2 separate regions of the Homo sapiens genome follow, and region 2 is linked to region 1. Evidence: read pairs that join two places in POLR2A ChIA-PET (ENCODE). Cell type or tissue: OCI-LY7. All regions are shown on one strand. Each heading gives the region's core, and the rest is flanking DNA. Links, peaks and the distances in the headings are about the cores only. Region 1 overlaps HTR6 (5-hydroxytryptamine receptor 6). Region 2 overlaps CAPZB (capping actin protein of muscle Z-line subunit beta).

Region 1 (12,832 bases), core at 3,690-11,689:
AGCTGTGATAAGATCAGGGCTACCTCCTCTCCCCTGCCCTCCTCAGGTCACTAAGGGTCAGAGCGATGCCTGGATGAGACAGTGTCTCATCCCTCTCCATGCCGTCTATTCCCATTGATGGCAGCAATTTGAAGGTGTGGCAGGTCTTAGGAGATTCTTTTGGGGAAGCAGGAGCCTCTTCCTCCAGGCTGACCATGGTGTGGTCACAAAAGCCATATAGAGTCCACTCTGGAGGAGAGAAAACTAGAAGAGGAGAGAGGAGAGTAAAACCCTCTTTTACTCCCTTGCTAACTTGGAATGACTTTGGAGCAGACTCGTGTATGATGGGGTGGAGTCGGAGGAGAGCATCCTCTAGTCATAGCATCTGAGCCGCAGCGTGGTGACTCAGAGCATTTGTCTTGGTGTCTGTGCTGCTTTGGGGAGGCCAGAGCTGCTGGCAGAAGGACAGGCTCCCCAACAGTGCTCAAAATCACCCCAACCTCACAACACATATCACTGAAACAGCAACATGGCTACCAGGTATTTAGCACCTACTCAACGTCAGACTCTGTGCATGCATTTATTATCCATAGCTTCACAGCGACGCCGTAAGCTGAGTATCATTTCTCCCATTTTGCAGATGTGGAAACAGAGGCTCTCTCAAGATCACAGAGCGAGTAAGTGGTAGAGGCCACTTTGATTTGAAGCCAGATCACCTGTCTTAAAAGCCCAGGTTTTGCCTCTGTACAATGCTGTCTCACCAAGACAGAAGGGAGAAACCAAGGCCTCTGTTGTGAATTTGTATAACCTTGATATTTGTACAACCAGATTTCATGTGAAGAAACACGTTGAGGGGTGGGGATTACGATGTGCTTCGTCTCCCTGCCCCAGCAACCTCCTTGCCATTTCAGAATTAGAATTCCAGCTTCTATGAAAAGACCGCGTGTAGTTGGGGTTTCAGCACCATGGACAAGACACCAACTCTGGAGGCCTAGAAAGAGCCGGGGCTGGAGGAGAGGGCATGCGCAGCAGAGTGGGGTGGGGTGTTGGCTTTGGTGCTCCCTGGAGTTGACACATCTTGGCTTTGCCTCCTCCGCCTTTCCATCTGCGGAAGGTTGCCTGGGAATCTGGCTCTGCTCCTGCCTCCTTCTGACCTCATCTCCCCATATCCAACCCACCTCTGGCCTCGAGAACTAAGCAGGGCTCTCACGCAATTTAGGAACTGGACAAATCCCAGTGCCGGGAAAATCCCTGGCTGTCAAAGCCCAGATGTATTCACAGACCGCAAACACACCCTTTGCGTAGCTCATGATGAATTGTGCACACCACTGCCCACGGGCATTAAATAGTAAATAGAGGTGGGCCTAATTTTGTGTAAATCTAATATATGAAAATCCACGTTGATTACAGAAACACATGGTTTAGAGGAGGGCTTCACATCCCAGCTTTCACGGACTCCTAGGGGTTTCTGGTGGAAACCTAGAGACTTCAAGGTCATCTCTGAACCTTCTGGAAGTGTGAAACGTTGTTTTCTTGTCTGTGTGTGTGTGTGTAAAAATTTACAAGCCTTTTATTTTCTGGGGAGAGGTTTGTGTGTGTGTGTGTGTGTGTGTGAGATTTCATTAGATTTTCAAAAGGCTCATGAAGTTTAACAAGTGAAGAGCACTGCTGAGCTAAAGAATGATCCAGCTCAGAGAGCCCTTTGGGACTGTGGGGGCCAGTTTGCAAAGTCAAATTCTAACCTCCCCGGGCCCATGCCTTCCTTTCAGTGGCTGCTGGGAAGTAGCTTCTTTCTCTTCCTCCCTCCTACCCCTTCCTCCTCTTCCTGTCCACTTTTGAGAATGGAGATGCCTGCCAGTTCGCAGTATAATTGAGCTATAAAATGCCAAGGTAACCAGCATCCTTAGGAGCCTATTAAGAGATTTAGCTGCAAACATTGGCTCTGTGCACACATTCTCAAAAAAGCCTTTCTATTTTGTGGGGCTCAAGAGTAATTGCCCAGGCAAGACTATTGCTCCCAAATGTGAAGACAATCCACATACAAAGCAATTGCCAAGCTCTGGACAGTAACAGGTCCTCTTTTTCAAGTACTGTTCAATTGCAATTGATTTTGTGTGTGTCTGTGTGTGTGACAGAGTCTCGCTCTGTCACCCAGGCTTGGAGTGCAGTGATGTGAGCTTGGCACACTGCAACCTCCACCTCCTGGGTTCAAGCAATTCTCCTGCCTCAGTCTCCTGAGTAGCTGGGATTACAGGTGCCTGCCACCACGCCTGGCTAATTTTTGTATTTTTAGTAGAGGCAAGGTTTCACCCTGTTGGCCAGGCTGGTCTCAAACTCCTGACCTCAAGTGATCTGCCTGCCTCGGCCTCCCAAAGTGCTGGGATTACAGGCGTGAGCCACTGTGCCCAGTCAATTGCAATTGATTTCTGTAGCGCTAAAGGCTTTGGAAGGTGCTGGGCTCATTGTAATGTGTGTGTTGGCCTGTGTCACGTATTGTCTTTGCAGGGATGGTTGTTCTTCTGAACCATCTGATTTGTGTTTCAGGTATTGCTCTGTCTCACTGCACTTCCTAGAGCTCCTTATGAAATTCTGGGTCAGGGTCAGGGCTCAGTGTGGGACCAGGATCAGAGCTCAGTCTAGGTCCACAGTTGAGGCTTGGTTTGAGAACTTGGTTATGTAGGGCTTTATGGTAGGTGTCAGGGTTCAGTGGGGGGCCAAGGTCAGGGCTTGGTTTATTGCTGATGTCAGGGCTTGGCCTGGAGTCAGGGTCAGGGCTCAGTCTAGGACTCTAGTTGGGACTCAGTCAAGGAACAGGGCCCAGTTTAATCCTGGCACTAGGGCTCAGTCTAGAATTAGGATTGAAGCTCAGTCTGTGGCTAGGATCAGGGTCAGACGGGGGCCCTTTCTCAACGGACTCATGTGGCCTTCCTTTCCGCAGGTGCCCAGGACCCCACGCCCAGGGGTGGAGTCTGCTGACAGCAGGCGTCTAGCCACGAAGCACAGCAGGAAGGCCCTGAAGGCCAGCCTGACGCTGGGCATCCTGCTGGGCATGTTCTTTGTGACCTGGTTGCCCTTCTTTGTGGCCAACATAGTCCAGGTAATGCCACGGCAGGGGGCAGGTGAGTCCGGCCCTTGCAGGAGAGGCCCTGGATCCCAGCCCAGGCATGGGGACAGGGGAGGGTAGGCTGCCTCTCGTGGTGCGTGTGTGTGTGTGTCTGCTCCATACATGCTGGGAAGGGTGGCCTGGGTCCCTGCCCTGGGACCAGGCATGATGCATCCCCTCCCCCCAGGCCGTGTGCGACTGCATCTCCCCAGGCCTCTTCGATGTCCTCACATGGCTGGGTTACTGTAACAGCACCATGAACCCCATCATCTACCCACTCTTCATGCGGGACTTCAAGCGGGCGCTGGGCAGGTTCCTGCCATGTCCACGCTGTCCCCGGGAGCGCCAGGCCAGCCTGGCCTCGCCATCACTGCGCACCTCTCACAGCGGCCCCCGGCCCGGCCTTAGCCTACAGCAGGTGCTGCCGCTGCCCCTGCCGCCGGACTCAGATTCGGACTCAGACGCAGGCTCAGGCGGCTCCTCGGGCCTGCGGCTCACGGCCCAGCTGCTGCTTCCTGGCGAGGCCACCCAGGACCCCCCGCTGCCCACCAGGGCCGCTGCCGCCGTCAATTTCTTCAACATCGACCCCGCGGAGCCCGAGCTGCGGCCGCATCCACTTGGCATCCCCACGAACTGACCCGGGCTTGGGGCTGGCCAATGGGGAGCTGGATTGAGCAGAACCCAGACCCTGAGTCCTTGGGCCAGCTCTTGGCTAAGACCAGGAGGCTGCAAGTCTCCTAGAAGCCCTCTGAGCTCCAGAGGGGTGCGCAGAGCTGACCCCCTGCTGCCATCTCCAGGCCCCTTACCTGCAGGGATCATAGCTGACTCAGATATCGTGTTCTGAAGGATGCTCCACTGTTGAGTGTAACTTGTGTGTGCAGAGGATGGGCTGGAGGACTCTGGATGTTGGGGAGAAGGACCTCTTGGTTCAGGTTAGGATGAAAACAATCATGACCTTTGCCCATTCTGTCAGGCTGGACGGGAGGGAATGCCCCCACCTGCAGGCATGGATTAATGCTGGGCTGAACCCCTTGCTACTCACAGTGTAGTCCATGGACAATCGGCATTGCCGTCACCTTTGGGAGTTTGTGAAAAATGCACATCTCTGCCCCTGCCCAGACCTGCTGAGTCAGAACTGCATGTTACCAAGATCCCAGGTGAATCATGTGCCCATTACAGTTTGAGATGTGCTGCCTTAGATCATCTTTAACCCTCAGAATGATTTGCTGGATGGTTTTTGGACCTGTCAGTCTCCCCTCCCTGGTATATATGTGGCAGCAGCTGCACCTGGGAGGCAGGCAGGCATGCATGTGGGCCTCTGCTCTACCACCTATGAGCTCTGGGGCCTGACACGAGTTATTTAACCTCTCCGAGCCTCGGTTATCCCATGTGTAAGGTAGAGAAATGATGCCTATCTTGCAGGTTGTCTTGAGAATTAAGACAATGTGTGCCCAGCACCCAGTACACGGTCAGTTAATTGGTACGTTCTGTTGTTACGACCCCCGGCTATCCAGCCCCCTGGCCTCTCCGGCTGTGTGTCAGGAAGGGCTCTTTGCTCCCGTTGTTCTCTTTCCATTTGCCTCCCCCTCTTCAGCCCTGGCCTAGCCTCCCAAAGCCTGACTCTGGTTCCCCAACTCCCTGTTCTGGCTCCTGGGTGGGGACCCCATCTCTCAGGGACCCTCCCAGCTCCCAAGCTGCTGCCCTGCCTTTCCTGGGGGCAAAAGGGGCAGGTGGCAGTTTCTTTTTCAGCCTCAGAACTGGTTTTCCTCAATCCTGGGGGGTCCTTGGACCTAGAAGGGAACAACTGATGGGGATAAACCCAGCCCCTTGCCCACCTGCCTCTGGCCTTCCCTGGGGTCAGTGAGAGAAATGGGAATGGTAGCTACTTGGGTCAGCAGAGTAGAGTCAAAGAGCTGTTCCTGGTGTGAGGTGGGGCCCACGAGGCAGGCAGGTGGACTCTGGCACAGGGGCCTTGGTTTCTGGGGGCAGGGGGTTGGGGAACTCTTGGTCGCCAGTTTACCTGCCATAGGTCCCTTTTCAGCCCTGCCTCCCCCAAGTTCCATCAACACAAACTCCCAGGGGGTCCTCCATGCCTGGCCTGGCCCTCTCCTTGGTGCTGATGAGACACAACTCTGGCCCCGGCGGCTGGCCTCTGAGGGGCCATGGTGCTTGCGGGGCTTCCCCTATCCCCCAGGTCTGCCCAAGGGGACTCTCAATAAACTCTAGCTGAAGGCAGTGGCTGTGGTGTGGACTGGATTCAACTGAGGGGCCACTCGGGGCTTGAGAAGCAGCTGGTGTCGTGGGGAGGCCTGGGTGTAGGTGTCCTGGGTTCTGGTCCAGATTCTGCCCCTTCAATCTGGGACCCCAGAAAAATCCTTTCCCCTTTCAGAGCCTCCATTTCCCATGTATGACATGAGCAGCTTAGTTTAAAAGCAACAAGAGTTGCATAAATACTTGTTTTTAAATTTTGTGTTTTAAGAGTTGGAGTTGGCTGGGCATGGTGGCTCATGCCTGTAATCCCAGCACTTTGGAAGGCTGAGGTGGGTGGATCATCTGAGGTCAGGAGTTGGAGACCAGTATGGCCAATATGGTGAAACCCCATCTCTACTAAAAATACAAAAAATTAGCTAGGCGTGGTGGCAAGTGCCTTAATCCCAGCTACTCAGGAGGCTGAGGCAGGAGAATCCCTTGAACCTGGCAGGTGGAGGTTGCAGTGAGCTGAGATCATGCCATTGCACTCTAGCCTGGTGACAAGACAAGACTCCGTCTCAAAAAAAAAAAAAAAAAAGAGTCAGAGTCTCACTCTGTCACCCAGGCTGGAGTGCTGCAGCACAATCATAGCTCACTGCAGCCTCGAGCTCCTGGGCTCAGGTAATCCTCCTGCCTCAGTCTCCTGAGTAGTTGGCAGTGGCTAATTTTTTTATTTTAATTTTTTGTCAAGACTGGGTCTCGCTATGTTGCCCAGGCTGATCTCCAACTCCTGGCCTCAAGCAATCCTCCCACTTTGGCCTCCCAAAGTGCTGAGATTACAGGCGTGAGCCATAAATGTGTGTCGAATGAACAAATGAATACACACGCACCTGAGCAGGGATCTGGCTCCTATGTTCTACGACTCTAATTTTTGCTGCCCTCCTCCCACCTCCCCCAGAGCTTGTCAATCCTTCCTCTGCCTGGGCCTTGATTTCTCCATCTGCACAACAAGGGTGCATTATCTCTGGCCCTGCCATTCAGGGACTGTGGGAGGAACAAAGAGGAAAGCTCTCACGGATGCAGACCCAGTGGCTTGGGACTTGGGCATTAGAGTCTGACATACAGGGGCCTGGAACTTGGCTCCATCGTTAACCAGCTGTTTGGCCTTCAGCAGGTTACCTGATCCCTCTGAGCCTCAGTTTCCCCAAATATAAAATGAAGATAATAATAGTCCCTACCTCATAGGATTGCTGTGAATTCCAACTGACACAACCCAGGCAACCACTTGGTATGTGGTACATGCTCAAGAAGTGGTAGCTTCTTCTTATTATTATTTATTGCTGTTGTTATCCCCTCTGTTCCTGCTACAGGAAATTCTTTCCATGTAAAATTCATTCTTGTCCCCAGGCCTAGTTCACAGCCATACTGAATGCAATTCAGCATGTATTCACCATGCTCTGTTAGTGGTGTCCAGATGTTGCATGACGGGGGAGCACACTCACATTGTGTCTGTGTGACTCATGTCCCTGGAGTTATGCAGCGCACAGCCTACATGGCTGTACAGGGCAGATCTGATTGGATCTCCTAAGAGCAGGAGTGAGCTGCCTTCTTTGTACCTGCGCCTGCTCTGTTGCTGCCAGTTGATGGTGCCTGTCAGCTGGTGGGCAGCCCTGGAGTGTGGATGGAAGAACAGGCATGCACCTGGTTTTATTGAGGCCAGGGGAGAGCTGGTGTGGGAGCCTCAGGCCCCAGAGAGCCCTCGGGACCTCCTGATGGACAGCCAGACTCCAAAGCTATGAGAAGTACAGAAAGCCCACAGTTGGTTTCCGGTCCTGGGACTCTAACCTGTGCTTGGTTGACTCTGCAGGTCTCTGATGAGGGGGCAGCTGCTCCCTGGTGGGGCTCCTCTGGGGACAGGCAGCTTCCCAAGGGTGGGCGTGTTCTCTCCTCCAAATTCCCCTTCCTTCCATTTCCTTTCCCTTTCAGTTCCAATTCCTTCCATTTAGGAAAGAGGCCTGTGGAAATCCTGTACCTCCAGAGCTCCTGGGAGGAACCCGAGGGTATAAGAGAGAGCTGCATATGGAGACTGGGGAAGACGGCTCAGGTCCCCTGCTGTGGTCAGTCCAGCCCCGTGCTGGGGCCCTGGGTCTTGCAGGCACAATCGGGGCAGCCCAGTGGGTTGGGGTCCATGCCATGGCTGCAGATGGGGGGCCTTTCAGGGCTGGCAGCAGCAGGAAGGGAGGCCCCTTCAGACTGGTCCAGCCCTACTGGCACCTGGGCTTGGCTGGGGTCTGTGGACATGGCCAATTTGGAGGTGTCTCCGGATATGGGACCCTGGGTTTGCCCAACCTGGTGGGGGGTCTCGCCTGATGAGGCGGCAGCTGCTGCCTGGCGAGGCTCCTCGGAGGGCAGGCAGCCTGGGGCCAGCAAGAGCCCCTTCTCGTCCCAGCCTGGCTTGGTGCGGATGCCCACGGCCTTCAGGATGGCATCCATCTGCTTGGCATAGTCCAGGTGGCCGCTGACCTGCAGGAGACAGTGAGTGAGCACCACCGTGGGTGTGCAGAGCCCAGCCCTCCCCAGGGACCTCCGGCCAAACTTCTGGGCCTCAGCCTTGCCCTGAGCATCCACAGCCAACGAATCACCAAACCCATGACTCCATCCCTCAGTGGCTCTCAAATCCAGAGTGGGTGGGAAGGCTCTATGTTCAAAGCTGTTCTAGAATTTATTAAATAAAGATGAAGGATGTTTCTCTAAAAAATCTGGATCCTTTTGGGGCAGGAAGGAATCTCCTGATAAACAGAAAGGTGGAGTAGAAGCTCTCGTTCTTTGTCTGAAGCTTTTTTTTTTTTTTTTTTTTTTTTTTTTTTGAGACAGGCTCTTGCCCAGGCTGGAGTGCCGTGGCGCAATCTTGGCTCACTGCAACCTCCACCTCCCAGGTTCAAGTGATCTTCTTGCCTCAGCCTCCTGAGTAGCTGGGATTACAGGCGTGTGCCACCATGCCAGTAATTTTTTGTATCTTTAGTAGAGAAGGGGTTTCACCATATTGGCCAGGCTGGTCTCGAACTCCTGGCCTCAAGTGATCCACTGGCCTTAGCCTCCCAAAGTGTTGGGATTACAGGCGTGAGCCACTGTGCCCGGCAGCTTTTTTTTTTTTTTTTTTTTTTTTTAAGGGATGGGCTTTTTGTTAAAATAGCATGAGAAAAAAGAAAAATGAAAACAGAGAGAGAGAGAGATGGGTTCTCTCTCTCTCGTCCAGGCTGGAGTGCAGTGGTACAACCATAGCTCACTGCAGCCTTGACCTCTTGGGCTCTAGTGATTCTCCCACCTCAGCCTCCTGAGTAGCTGGGATTACACGTGCATGCTACCATGACTGGCTAATTTTTAAATGTTGTAGAGATGGGGTCTCCTATGTTGCCCAGGTCTTGAACTCTTGGCCTCAAGAAATCCTGCTGTCTCAGCCTCCCAAAGTGCTGGGATTACAGGCCTGAGGCACTGTGCCCAGCTGATGCCTGCAGCTCTAGGCTACTCCAGAAGGGCTCTGCTGTTCACTAGTTGTGACACCTTGGTCAAGCCCCTCTACCCCTCTACCCCTCTGGCTCTCAACTTCCTCCGCTGTAAAAAGGGGAACACAAGGGTAGTTTCACCAGAGGTTGGCTGTGAGGATTTTCCCTGGAAAAGTCCTCAAATTGGAAAGAAAGCTACAGCATAGACTGCAAGGTGCTGGCTACAACTCACTCTGCCGTTTATTCTTTAGTCACAAGGACTCACATTTATAGCTGGGCACACTCCCCAGGCTTCCTTGCAGCTAGGAATAGCACTGTGACTAGTTTTGGCCCATGAGTTGAAGCGGTAGTGTGATGTGGTGTTCCTTGGAATTCTCTTTAAGAGGAGGAGTGCTCTTCTTCCCTCATGTCCTCTTTCCTGCTGGCTGGAATTCAGACGAGATGGCCAGAGCTTGAGCAGCCATCTTGGGCCATGAGTCAGCCCACTAAGGAAGGCAGAACAAGCAGCAAGAGGGAAATTTGGTCCTTGAAGACTGTGGAGTGGCACATCAGCCCTAAATGGCCTATTCTGATTTCTTTTATGTGACAGAATCAACCCTAGTGTATTTAAGACAATTAGGCCAGGCACAGTGTCTCACCTCTATAATCCCAGCACTTTGGGAGGCCAAGGTGGGAAAATCACTTGAGCCCAGGAGTTTGAGACCAGCCTGGGCAACATGGGGAAACCCTGTCTCTACAAAAAAATACAAAAATTAGCTGGGCATGGTGGCGTGTGCCTGTAATTCCAGTGACTATGTAGGCTGGGGTAGGAGGATGGCTTGAGCCTGGGAGGCTGAGGCTGCAGTGAGCCCTGATTGTGCCGCTGCACTCCAGTTTGGGCGACAGAGCAAGACCCTGTCTCCAGAAAAAACAAACAGACAAAAAACATTAGCAGGGCCTCTGTTATATGGGTCTGCATCTTAACTAAGACAAAGGCCAAGAACTCAGAAGTGGCCACCCCCTTCGTCAGAGTCATACGTTCATCCCATTTTTGTGTTGGGATATGTTGGTGAGCAACAAGTAGGGGTGTGATTGAAATGCCTGATGCCTAGATGTAATAATGGACAATGCCTGACACGTAGTAGGTCCTTAATACATTGCAGCAAATAAGCTTCTTGGATATACTCCTTTGCTAGGTGTCGGCTGCTCACTGTAGATGAAATTGAGCCACACGGAGGTAAAGTGACTTACCCAAGGTCACACAGCTAGAACTTGGCAGGGCTGGGATTTGAATCCAGGCCTGTTTCTTTTTTTTTTTTTTTTTTTTTGAGACAGAGTCTCGCTCTGTTGCCCAGGCTGGAGTGCAATGGTGCAGTCTTGGCTCACTTTAAGCTCTGCCTCCTAGGTTCATGCCATTCTCCTGTCTCAGCCTCCCGAGTAGCAGGGACTACAGGCATCTGCCACGGTGCCCGCTACCATGCCCGGCTAATTTTTTTTGTATTTTTAGTAGAGACAGGGTTTCACTGTGTTAGCCAGGATGGTCTTGATCTCCTGACCTCATGATCCACCCACCTCGGCCTCCCAAAGTGCTGGGATTACAGGCGTGAGCCACTGCGCCCGGCCATCCAGGCCTGTTTCTAAAGCCTGTTCTCTTCAGAGAAAATCAGCTGGGGAAGGAAGGAAGGTTAAAAATCATCCTCACTTTACAGAGAAGGGCAGCAAAGCCCAGAGAGGGGTGGCGGTTTGCTTAATGACACACAGCGCATGAACAGCACAGTCTGGTGCTGAGCCTGAGATGCTGCCTGCAGAAGCTGCTCAGCCTGGATCTGCCCCTGAGATGGAGTCTCACGTTATACCCAGCCAGTCGAGGGGGCCTGCTTTAGTGCCAAAGATGCGCATGAGACCGGACTTTCCTTTAAGGCTGAAGGGGAAGGCTTTCTTTTTAAAAAAAGGACAGGAAAAACACCAGGGAGGCTGTTGTTGGGAATCTCAGAAAACAGCACAAAGACACTGCTGGTAACATCTGCATTTCCATTTGAATTGCAAATCACACTGTATTAATCAAATGATTTTTCAAAAACACGAAAAGACAATTCCCTGTACAGTTTTGTTATTTTCTCACCACTAGAATCTGCCCACCTCTCGTTCCTTTCCTCACGAATGCTTTTAAACAGATTCCAGGGAAAATACACACACGTGTATTCACACATCTAAGTGGTTTTCAGGGCCCTGGGCTCAGGGTGGTTGTCAAGGCACAGCCAGTGCCCCTCTGCAGCAGGACACATATTTAGTGGCTGCAGGGCCTGAGAAGGAACCTAAGTTTGGACTCTCTGAAAAGCTGGGGTACCAGCCTTGGCTCTGTCTCTTACCAGTAACTGGGCCAGTCCTCACAATTTCCTGAACCACAGCTTCCCCATCTGTAAAATGAGAGTCATGACCTTGAATGATTGCTATAAGGAGTTCAAGGGCCTGGCACTTCATAGGAACTCAGAGAATGCTAGCTTTTGATATTATGTTCCTATATGATCCAAAACACTTTTTGTTTTTCTTAATTTTTTTTTTTTTTGAGACGGAGTCTTGCTCTGTTGCCCAGGCTGGAGTGCAATGGCATGATCTTGGATTACTGCAACCTCTGCCTTCCAGGTGCAAGCTATTTTCGTGCCTCAGCCTCCCAAGTAGCTGGGATTACAGATGTGCACCACCACACCTGGCTAATTTTTGTATTTTTAGTAGAGACAGTATTTCACCATGTTGGCCGGGCTGGTCTCGGACTCCCAACCTCAGGTGATCCGCCTTCCTTGGCCTCCCAAAGTGCTTGGGATTACAGGCGTGAGCCACTGCACCTGGCCTTTTAAATTTTAAATGTAGAGATGGGGACTTCTTATGTTCTCCAGGCTGGTCTCAAACTCCTGGGCTCAAGAGATCCTCCTGCTTCAGCGTCCTAAATTGCTGAGACTATAGGCATGAGCCACGATGCCCTGCCCCAAACACTTTTAAAGAGACATCATGCAATTTGAGTTAGTGATACCTACCTAAAGGAGTTGCTGGGAAGAAATAATACAAACCATGAAGCACAGTGCCTGGCACCCCAGGAGGTACTCTGTAAATATGAGTTCCCTTACCTTAGTTTCCTACGAGTGGGGGATGGAGAGTAGGGAGTTAGCTGGGCTGATCCATTTGGGAGCCCAAGATGGCTGCTCAAGCTCCAGCCATCACATCTGAATTCCAGCCAGCAGAAACTTCAGACCCACAGGGACAAGTGATAACTGCCTCTCTAAGGACAAACAAGAACTGCCTCCCTATACCTTTTTAATGTTGTAGATGGCTGGTGCCAGTGCTGGGTAGAAACAGGCCAGGAAGGAAGGGAGGTGTTGGTACCCACTGGCTGCAGCTGATACCAGATGGAAATTCCACTGAGAGCTGTCCTAGAACACACAGCTCTGGCCCTCCTCGACTACAAGTTGGTCTGGGTCTCAGGCAACCCTAGTCCCTGAGCCACCCCTCTGCAAAGACCCAGGGGAGCAGTTGCTGGGCAGAGCTCTGGTTTTACAGTTAGCTGGAGAGATGAGAGAAGAGGGGTGAGGCAGGTCGGGAAAGAGCCTCTTCTCAGCACCAGAAAGTTCTGGTGTAGCCGATACTGCGTGAAGATTCAGCCCCTGACCATCTCCCAGGCTGTCTTGATTGAATCTGCCAGCTGCCTGGATACACGCCGGATGTGACTGGCGTGCAGAAGCCTTCCGTGGCTTCCCGTGTTGGCAGGGGCCTCTGTGGACACCCTGTGATGGCACTCATAACCTGTCATCGTCACATGCTCATGAGGTTGCGTTCCCTGATAAACTGAGCGCAGGGGAGCAGAGACCACTTCTCACTCACCTCTGTGCCCCACAGCCAGCCCCGCACATCGTGGGGTTTCCGTGGGAACCAGATCCCTGCAGGTACAAATGGGGCCCAGCCCTTCCTGTTTCCTGCCTCAAAAGACACCCCAACTTACCCAAACAGAGGCTGCCATCACCCACCTCCATCTGCCCCAGTGACTCCTTCCAAGCCCATCAGGCCCCTTTGGGTTCTTTCACTTCTT
Region 2 (8,000 bases), core at 1-8,000, 200 kb before region 1:
AGCCCTATTTTTCTTCCTGCATTCCTTTATCTTGCCCCCTTCTTAAACCTAAACCCTGACACTTCACATGCCTTAGAATCAAACACCTGCCCTTAAAATGAAATATCAAACCCTGAAGCAGGGCAGCTTGTAAGTACGGGGCAGTTTACCAATGCAAACGGGTTAGTAGAAGCTGAGAGTGCCTAGGAAGACCTGCCACCTTCACAAGAGGAGAAAATGGACCAGAAAATAAACACAGTACCTGTTGAGGGGGTCGTGCGGGTGACGAGGAGCATCTAAAGGCACCATACTTTGGCTGCCTCAAAGGCTCTGGGTACCAAATGTAACTGGCATGCCTGGGTGGGCCACTTACACCCAGAGAAACAAAAAAATTAAGTCTTCCAGAAGAGTGACTTGTATTATCACCTGAAACAAAAGCACCATTTCAAACAACTTGTTCATGGAGAGGCAGGTGCATGGTCTGCGAGGCCCAGAACTGACAAGGACCTGCAGGGAGCTATGGAGGAGGCGGGAGATCAGGTGTCCACACTAAGTCCAAGCTCCCAACACAAAGCAAAGGGAGTGTCCACATGCGAAGACCCTTCCGGCTCTAATAACACACTACGAGTCCATGTCACTGATAATAACATCGTGTTGTGGTTAATGTTAATAATTATGGTTAACACTTGCCTGGCTTTACACATATTAACTCATTTAATCCTCATAAAATCCATCAGAAATATCTACTTTTATGCTCACCATTTCTTAGACAAGGAGATGGAGGCACAGAGTGAAGGGAACTGCCCTGGTCTATACATCTTGGACCTGAAGCCAGGCTCTCTGGCTCCAGAGTCTGCCCTTCACTGCCCCTGGACTAGGAATCATGACTGCCTGGGATCACATAGAAACTCCAAGAAAGCCACCAGTGTGACTTCAGGCCAAGCGCTCAGCGCCCACCATGTGCACAGCGTTCAGTAAATGTCAGCTGCTGTTAGGATCACGGCTCCCACCACGGCCAAACCCTGACAAGGCCAGCACCACTGGGGCAGTCCTGAGCAGCAGAACCGCTCAAGAGAGCACTGCCCCATCTCGGGGGCAGACCCCGCTCGGCTCCTCTGTTCTCGACTGAGAGCCTGACACTGACAACTGGGTAGGCCCTAGGAGAAGCCAGGCTTGGCCGAGAGCTCAGGCCCAGAGATCTGGACATGGCTAGTCTCACAGTGGAATTGCCTGGCCCCAGTGTTTAGTCTGTATTAGGTTGAACCACATGAAAGGCTGGTTAATTCAACCCTTTTTTACCTAGGAAAATGGCAACTTCATATGGTTCAACCTAATGGAGGGAGGGATTCTTACATTTATTAAGGACCTACTGGACATTCAGTCATTCATCTAACACCTGTAGAGCAATGGCTGTGTCAGGGCCAGTGTGTAACACTGCTTCAGCACCCCAAGACTGAGAGCCAGGATTTTTCATCTTCCCTCCTAAGGATAAGAAACAAACTTACCAGGCAGAACAAGGGTAACCAACTCGATCTGCCTGAGCTCAGGTAACTACTAAAACAGGCCAATTTTGGCCAGGCATGGTGGCTTCACGCCCATAATCTCAGCATTTTAGAAGGTCAAGGCGGGAGGATCCCTTGAGCCCACAAGTTCGAGACCAGCCTGGGCAACAAAGTAAGACTCTGTCTCTAAAAAATAAGTAGATAGATAGATAGATAGATAGATAGATAGATAGATAGATAGATAGATAGATAGATAGGCAGGCAGGCAGGCACTGTGGCACATGCCTGTTATCCCAGCTGGCAGGCACTGTGGCACATGCCTGTTATCCCAGCTGCATGAGAGGCTGAAGGGGGAGGACTGCTTGAGCCGAGGAGGCTGAGGCTACAGTGAGCCAAGATGGAACCATGCACTCCAGCCTGGGCAACAGAATGAGACCCTGTCTCAATCAATCAATCAAACAGGCCAATTTTGTCTTTCCTCTCAGAATCCCTGCATCTTACACTGTATATGGTGACCAGGGCTGGGATGGGGCTTCATAGGAAAAAGCCAAAGGATCCTGCAAGGCTTTGTCACCCAATAGTCCCCATGGAGGGCTGTCGCAATGATTAAGATGTGCTGCTGCCACTCACGTCACAGGCAGGAAGAGCCAGGGACACTGACACTACTGCACAAAGAACCGTCCTGTCCAGTAGGCCAAGCCACACAGTGGCCGACGCTAGGCTAAGACTATCTCGCCCTTTCAGCTGAGTGGCTATCTTTTGGAAAACAGATTGCAGTTCACAAAGTTCCATCTCCTTGCATTTCAACAAGTGGAACCAAAAAAACCTCCTAAACAAAACCCAGACCTCTTCAGCCACTGTGGCTAGACGTACAGGGGAACCTCTCGGCCCCAGTTTCCTCATCTATAAAATAAACATCCCCATGGGCTGGTGCCAGAGAGGCAGGAGAGGGGAATTCCATCAGCATGCGCTGAGTGCGGTGGACCTGGACCTCCATGGCAACTGCCATTAACTAGCTGGGGGCCCTTCAGCAAGTTACTACACCTCTCTGAGCTCCGGTTTCCTTATCTGCAAAATGAGGAAACAGACCTCACAGGGTTGGTGTTGAGAGAATTACAGACAATGACTGTGGGCATCCGGTAAATACTGGCAGAAGGAAGGGGCCACTCTGTGAGTGAACACTCAATACCAGCCTACAGACTGAAGGTATCCTTCATTTCATGGCATCCCCTGATGCCTGTGCCATGAGTGCACTCCTCAAGACCAAGAATGGACTCTGCTTAACCACACCCCAGCCCATCCTCTCTGCCTGAACAAGGTCTCAAATCTCAGGACAACCAGGGGTCCACACCACCCTGTGCCCAAAAGAGATTTCAGGATAGAAGGTGTCTGGAGGGTATACACTGAGGACATGACAACAGCTCACATTGGAAATTCTCAGCAGAGGAACTAACAGCCAAGCCTGGCCGCTGCTCTTTTGGAGTCTGAGTTCCTCAGTGTCTCAAGACTTTTCACACCAGAAGGATGTGGTGGATTAAGGCTCCTCCTTCCAGTTTCTGAGCACAAAACTGCAACGCAGGGAGCCCACTCATGTGAAACCAACGACAGCCCATCAGGGTCAAAGCCTCACGACGGAGAAGCCTTCAGCAGCAACACTCTACCTGCCAATCACTGCTGCAACTGAGAAGGGAAAAGGGCACCGGTACCACCGGAAAATGCCACTGGCTCAATTCTAATTGGAAGCTCCAGCAGATAGGGTGCAATGCAAAAGCATCTTTTCATAACTTTTTTTGAAAGAAAGATGGGGTCTTACTATGTTGCCCAGGTTGGCCTTGAACTCCTGGGCCCAAGCGATCCTCCCACCTCAGCCTCCTGAGTAGCTGGGACCACTGACACACACCACAGCACCTGGTTTAACTTTCTATTTTAAGTTAAAGTACTTCACTTGGTAAATACGATGCCTGAATCCACTTACTAGGGCTCTGAGACAGCAAGCCCAAACACTGTTAAATAAGATACCGAGCCTAACTCAGGAGCATCATGCTGAGTTCAGCACTAGAAGAGGAAGCTGCACAGAGCAATTGAAGCAGAGGGTGGAGAAGTGCGGGGTCTGAGCCAGTGGTAACAACTGCTTCCAAGCTGCAATGTGGTAAGAGCTCTTGAGACCAGAAACCCTGGGCTGCTGTTTTCAGCAGTCTGGTGTTTAAACAGAATGAGCCCCTTAAGACCACTCTCCTTGGGCAAGGGACTCTACATCTTGGAGTCTCAGAAGAAGGAACTAGCACCTGCCTTCCAGGCTGGTTGGGAAGTTAAATGAAACACCACCTATCATCCATCCATGTTAACAGAATAACCACAATAATAAGAGATAACACTCCTACTGCACTTACAACGTGCCAGGCATCGTCTACACTTTCCACACATAAACTCAGTCCTCACAATCATCACTACGTGCCAGGTGAATGGCAACCACCAGGGTTGTTGCCTTACAAGACACGTGACGACACAACTGAAAACCTAACACTAGAAAGTTGTAGGCAAAGGCTCCTGTTCACAAGCATCCAGAGATGTCAGAAACATGTGGGGTGACCATAGGAGGAAGCACGGAAAAACGCAGGCAAGCAGCCTCCCTGCCTGTCTGACGCTGTGGACTTCCCCAGGCTGGTTCTGCACTCACTCCTGAGTCTTTCAGAACTTTGGACATACTTGCTTCCACCCGCTTCCTCCATTTAACCTTAAGACTCAGATGGCATATTCTATTAGGTCTACCTGACTGCTCAGTAGACATCCACGGAATGAATGACCCGATGGAAAAAAATCACTAAAGGGAGCATAGCGCAGTGCCAGGACTGCCAGGTGGGCCTCGGTTTCCTCACCTGCATAATGAGGGTGACATGAGAATCTGCCTCGTAGGGCTGGCTGGAATATTAAAAAGTCATCAGTCAAAACTAGCTCCTGGCCAAGTACAGTGGCTCATGCCTGTAATCCCCAGCACTTTGGGAGGCTGAGGCAGGCAGATCATGAGGCCAGGCGTTCAAGACCAGCCTGGCCAACATGGTGAAACCCTGTCTCTACTAAAAATACAAAAAATTAGCTAGGCATGGTGGTACGCACCTGTAGTCCCAGCTACTTGGGAGGCTGAGGCAAGAGAATTCCCTGAGTCTAGGAGACGGAGGTTGCAGGGAGTCGAGATCGTGCCACTGTACTCCAGCCTAGGTGGCAGAGCGAGACTCTGTCTCAAACAAACAAACAAAAAAAAACTAGCTTCTGTTATTCCTACAGCTGCCATGCAGAGCCCGCCACCCCACCATCTCCCTCAGCAGACTGGTGTCTTAGGCACCAGAACCTAATGCTGTGTGCATCAGGCTGAACTTGGTGCCACCTGCAGTCACAGAGTCACTGGCTGGATGGATCACTGGGCTACCCAGACTGAAATCCCCATTCAGTTGTTAACAGGCTCTCAAGGCTTTGCAGACACCACTATCTAGGATTTAGACTGACCTGAAATAGCTGTGTGTCAATGATAAACTGTCCAATCAGAACACCTACATGGGACAGCTCTGGGGCAGACCCCCTCAGCTCCAGAGGTGGTAAATCATTCCGTGTCACTCTGCCTTTATCTCCTTCCACCATCCCTTCCTTTCCACACCCACAGCTGCACAGTGGCCAGGACCCTCATAAGCTCACAAGCTGATGCTTGTGGAGGCCTCTCTCCCATCTCTTTCACCTCCCAGGCCTCCTGCATGCACAGCCAGAGGGCTCTTCCTAAAATACCACCGCTCTGCCAGCCTCCTCGAATTTCTACCTGCCCTGTCAAAAATTTCACTGGCTCCACACTGTCCCAGATCTAATGCAAACTCCTTAGCTTAGCAACTCAGGCACTCCACAACTCACTCCTGAGACTGAGGCACCCCATGGGCTCGCATCTACTGCTTGTGTGACCACACCCCCTGACCTCTGCTTTTGTGCCAGTCCCCTTGACCATACCCCACCCTGTCCTCTCTGCCTGAGCACACTCTTCCCAGGCTTCATGCCCAGCCCCCAAGCCGACTGCAGGCTGGAGTGGTCTGCAGGGCTGCGTGGAGGAGGGGGAAATGCAAGCCAGGCCTGCAGGGATGGGCAGACCACAGCACCCATGGGTCCCTGGCTAAGTCTTTTCTAGTACTACTTCATTCCTGCTGCACTTGGCTTTTTGGACGCATCTTGCCTCCCCCTCCCAGATTAGAGGACAGGGATGATGGCTTCTATTTGTGTCCCTTATTCTGTGGTATGCAGAATAAGACATGCAACAACCACAGCTACTGTGTGCCAAGCACTGGAGTAAGTACATTACAAATTTCACCCCTACTCCCCATCTCTATAAAATGTTATCCTCATGCGACGGAACAGGAAAACTGAGACCAAGGGAATTAGCCGCCTCACTGACAGTCACATGCTGAGTGGCAGACAGGACTCAAATCCAGATGTGCCCAACTGCAGAGACCATGTTCTGTGGAGCAGGCAGCCGCCTCTCAGCTCTCACTCAGTGTTTATGTAGCTGGCGCTAAGTGCCAGGCGGCCAGTGCAAGGTGTGGGGTACTCAGAGGGAACCAAACAGACAAGGTCCCTGCTCTCACAGAGCTCATATGCTCTGTCCCCAGCCCTGTCTCTCTTCTTCCAAGCCTGGAAGAGGGCAGGAACCCTCCAGTCACAGGGGGTTCCACTGGCACAAACAAGGAATTCGGGCCTGACATATAGCATGAGGCTCTGGCAACACATGGTGCCCAGCTCACAGTGAGCTTGTCTTTAATGGAGAAAAGAGCCCCAGGCTCTATTAGGTAAGTTGTGCGTTCAAGGCACAACCCAGAGCCAGACAAACTCCAAAGCAGCCATCGGCAGGCAGTACGGAGTGGAGAAAAACGGTTTGCTCTGGAGTCAGAAAACCCAATTCCTCCACTTAGTAGCTAGACAGGGACTAACCATACACCCCTTTGCACACTTTTGGAAAATGGTGATAATAACAATAGTTAATGTTTACATCACTATGTGCCAGATGCTACTGGATGCACTTGACAGATATTACTTAACCCTCATTACGACCTTATGCAGAGGTACTGTTATCCTAAAGCAGTCTGGCTCCTAACTCTATTTTCTTGTACTATGCTGCCTCCAGCCTAAAGTTGAACCTACCTTGTCAGGCTGTGGTGAGGACCGTTCTAACAGAGTGCATAGCATGTGGCTGGTGCTCCATAACCATTAAACCTCCCTTTCCTTCCACTGAAACATGAATCTGTGAAAGCCTAGGTCTGGAAATAGCATATGGCTCTAGCTGGTCCCAATATGGGTGATCTTGCAGTTGCATCCCCTGGAATTCCACACCGCACCCTCACTGGTGGATCTGCTGCAAGGGGAAATGGGACAAGATCCTGTATTTACGGGGCCCTCTGCTCACTGTGTTCTGGAAAACACAGTGAGTGGGGTCCAGCACATGACTTGGGCTGACAGGGATCCGAATCCCAGGCCTGCTGTTCACACCGGTCACTCAAGCTCTCAAGCTTCAGGTTCCTTGTGAGTAAAATGGGGGCTGGGCTATAACCTAAGTCATGTTTCTGGGTCACAGCAGATCCTCGGGTACCCGGGTTGGACAGGCTGGACAAAGCTACCCAGGCTGGACTTCCAAGGTACTGTAAGGTTTCATTTCGGGGCCCCAGAAAGCCTTGGCTGTGCAGAGGAGCGGACTGCGTGCACGTGCAATCCAATTCCACCCAATGGCAGACACAAGAGAAGACACACCCCAAAAGGCCTGGGAGTGGAGCCTGGCACAAGCCCCCAGCTTTCTCTTCAGTTTCCTGCCATAGCTCATGCAGATGTGCCTGCAGGTACACTGAACAAGGCTCTTTCCCCCTTAAGCTTTAGGTAACGATGACATCCCCACCCCTCAACAATGTGAGCCATGAGGGCAGAGATCCTTGTCTTGCATCCTCAGCACATAAGCACCACAGAGTAGGCACTTAATACACAAAAAGCTGAATTAACATTATCCTGTAGCTGCAGGTACCCCACAACATGCCTCAGTATTTGCCTAACAATAAGCATTTCCCAGCCTGGAGGGAGGGCAGGCTTCTAACGGGCGAGGCACCTGCCCTGCCACCATTTCCCTGTGGTCAGTCATGTCCTGTTCCCCACCTCATGGAATGTAAAAGTATAGGATGTCTGAGTTATAAATAGGAGCATCTGCTTTCAAAGACACGGCTTATCATTTCCTTAATCTCAAGCCACTGATCACTGCCTACTTTTTATAAGCATGCCACCAAAAAGAGGCCAGGTGGGCTTAAATGAACAGGGCTGTATAGACAGACAAGAGGGATGTGAGTTGAACAATGTGTCTTATCCACATCAAGAGACATTAATGTCAACTATGTTGTTTCACCTTGTAACAATACCAAGTTCCCATCAGCTCCTGCCAGGCAAAACCATCTGTGAGCTGGAGCAGCAATTCCTGAGGGGGCCTCCCTAGTCCCCGTTCCTGCTAAAGCCTCA

What was found. ChIA-PET counts read pairs that join two places held together with the same protein. Peaks named below come from ENCODE experiments on the same cell type or tissue, not always from the same donor. Only the 100,000 strongest peaks of a DNase experiment are listed, where the experiment ranks them.
Region 2: POLR2A ChIA-PET joins it to region 1 with 10 read pairs; 2 of 35 experiments call an interaction of 5 or more read pairs at or near these places.

Annotation. Positions count from the first base shown.
Region 1 is chr1:19,675,650-19,688,481 of GRCh38, forward strand. HTR6 (5-hydroxytryptamine receptor 6) reads left to right here. Exons shown (of 3, transcript NM_000871.3): 2 at 2,918-3,076; 3 at 3,270-5,317. The coding sequence ends at 3,719. TMCO4 (transmembrane and coiled-coil domains 4) reads right to left here. Exons shown (of 16, transcript NM_181719.7): 16 at 6,591-7,795. The coding sequence ends at 7,391. Among named protein-coding and RNA genes, the nearest start is that of HTR6, 17 kb to the left of the region's middle. In OCI-LY7, for the core only: no CTCF peak of the experiment used is centred there; no DNase peak of the experiment used is centred there.
Region 2 is chr1:19,474,490-19,482,489 of GRCh38, forward strand. The region is part of intron 1 of CAPZB (capping actin protein of muscle Z-line subunit beta); the gene reads right to left. Among named protein-coding and RNA genes, the nearest start is that of CAPZB, 7.0 kb to the right of the region's middle. RefSeq lists enhancers at 3,197-3,296, 7,076-7,761. In OCI-LY7, for the core only: no CTCF peak of the experiment used is centred there; DNase peaks (open chromatin) are centred at 2,562 and 3,032; H3K4me3 peaks cover 718 bases; H3K27ac peaks cover 1,608 bases.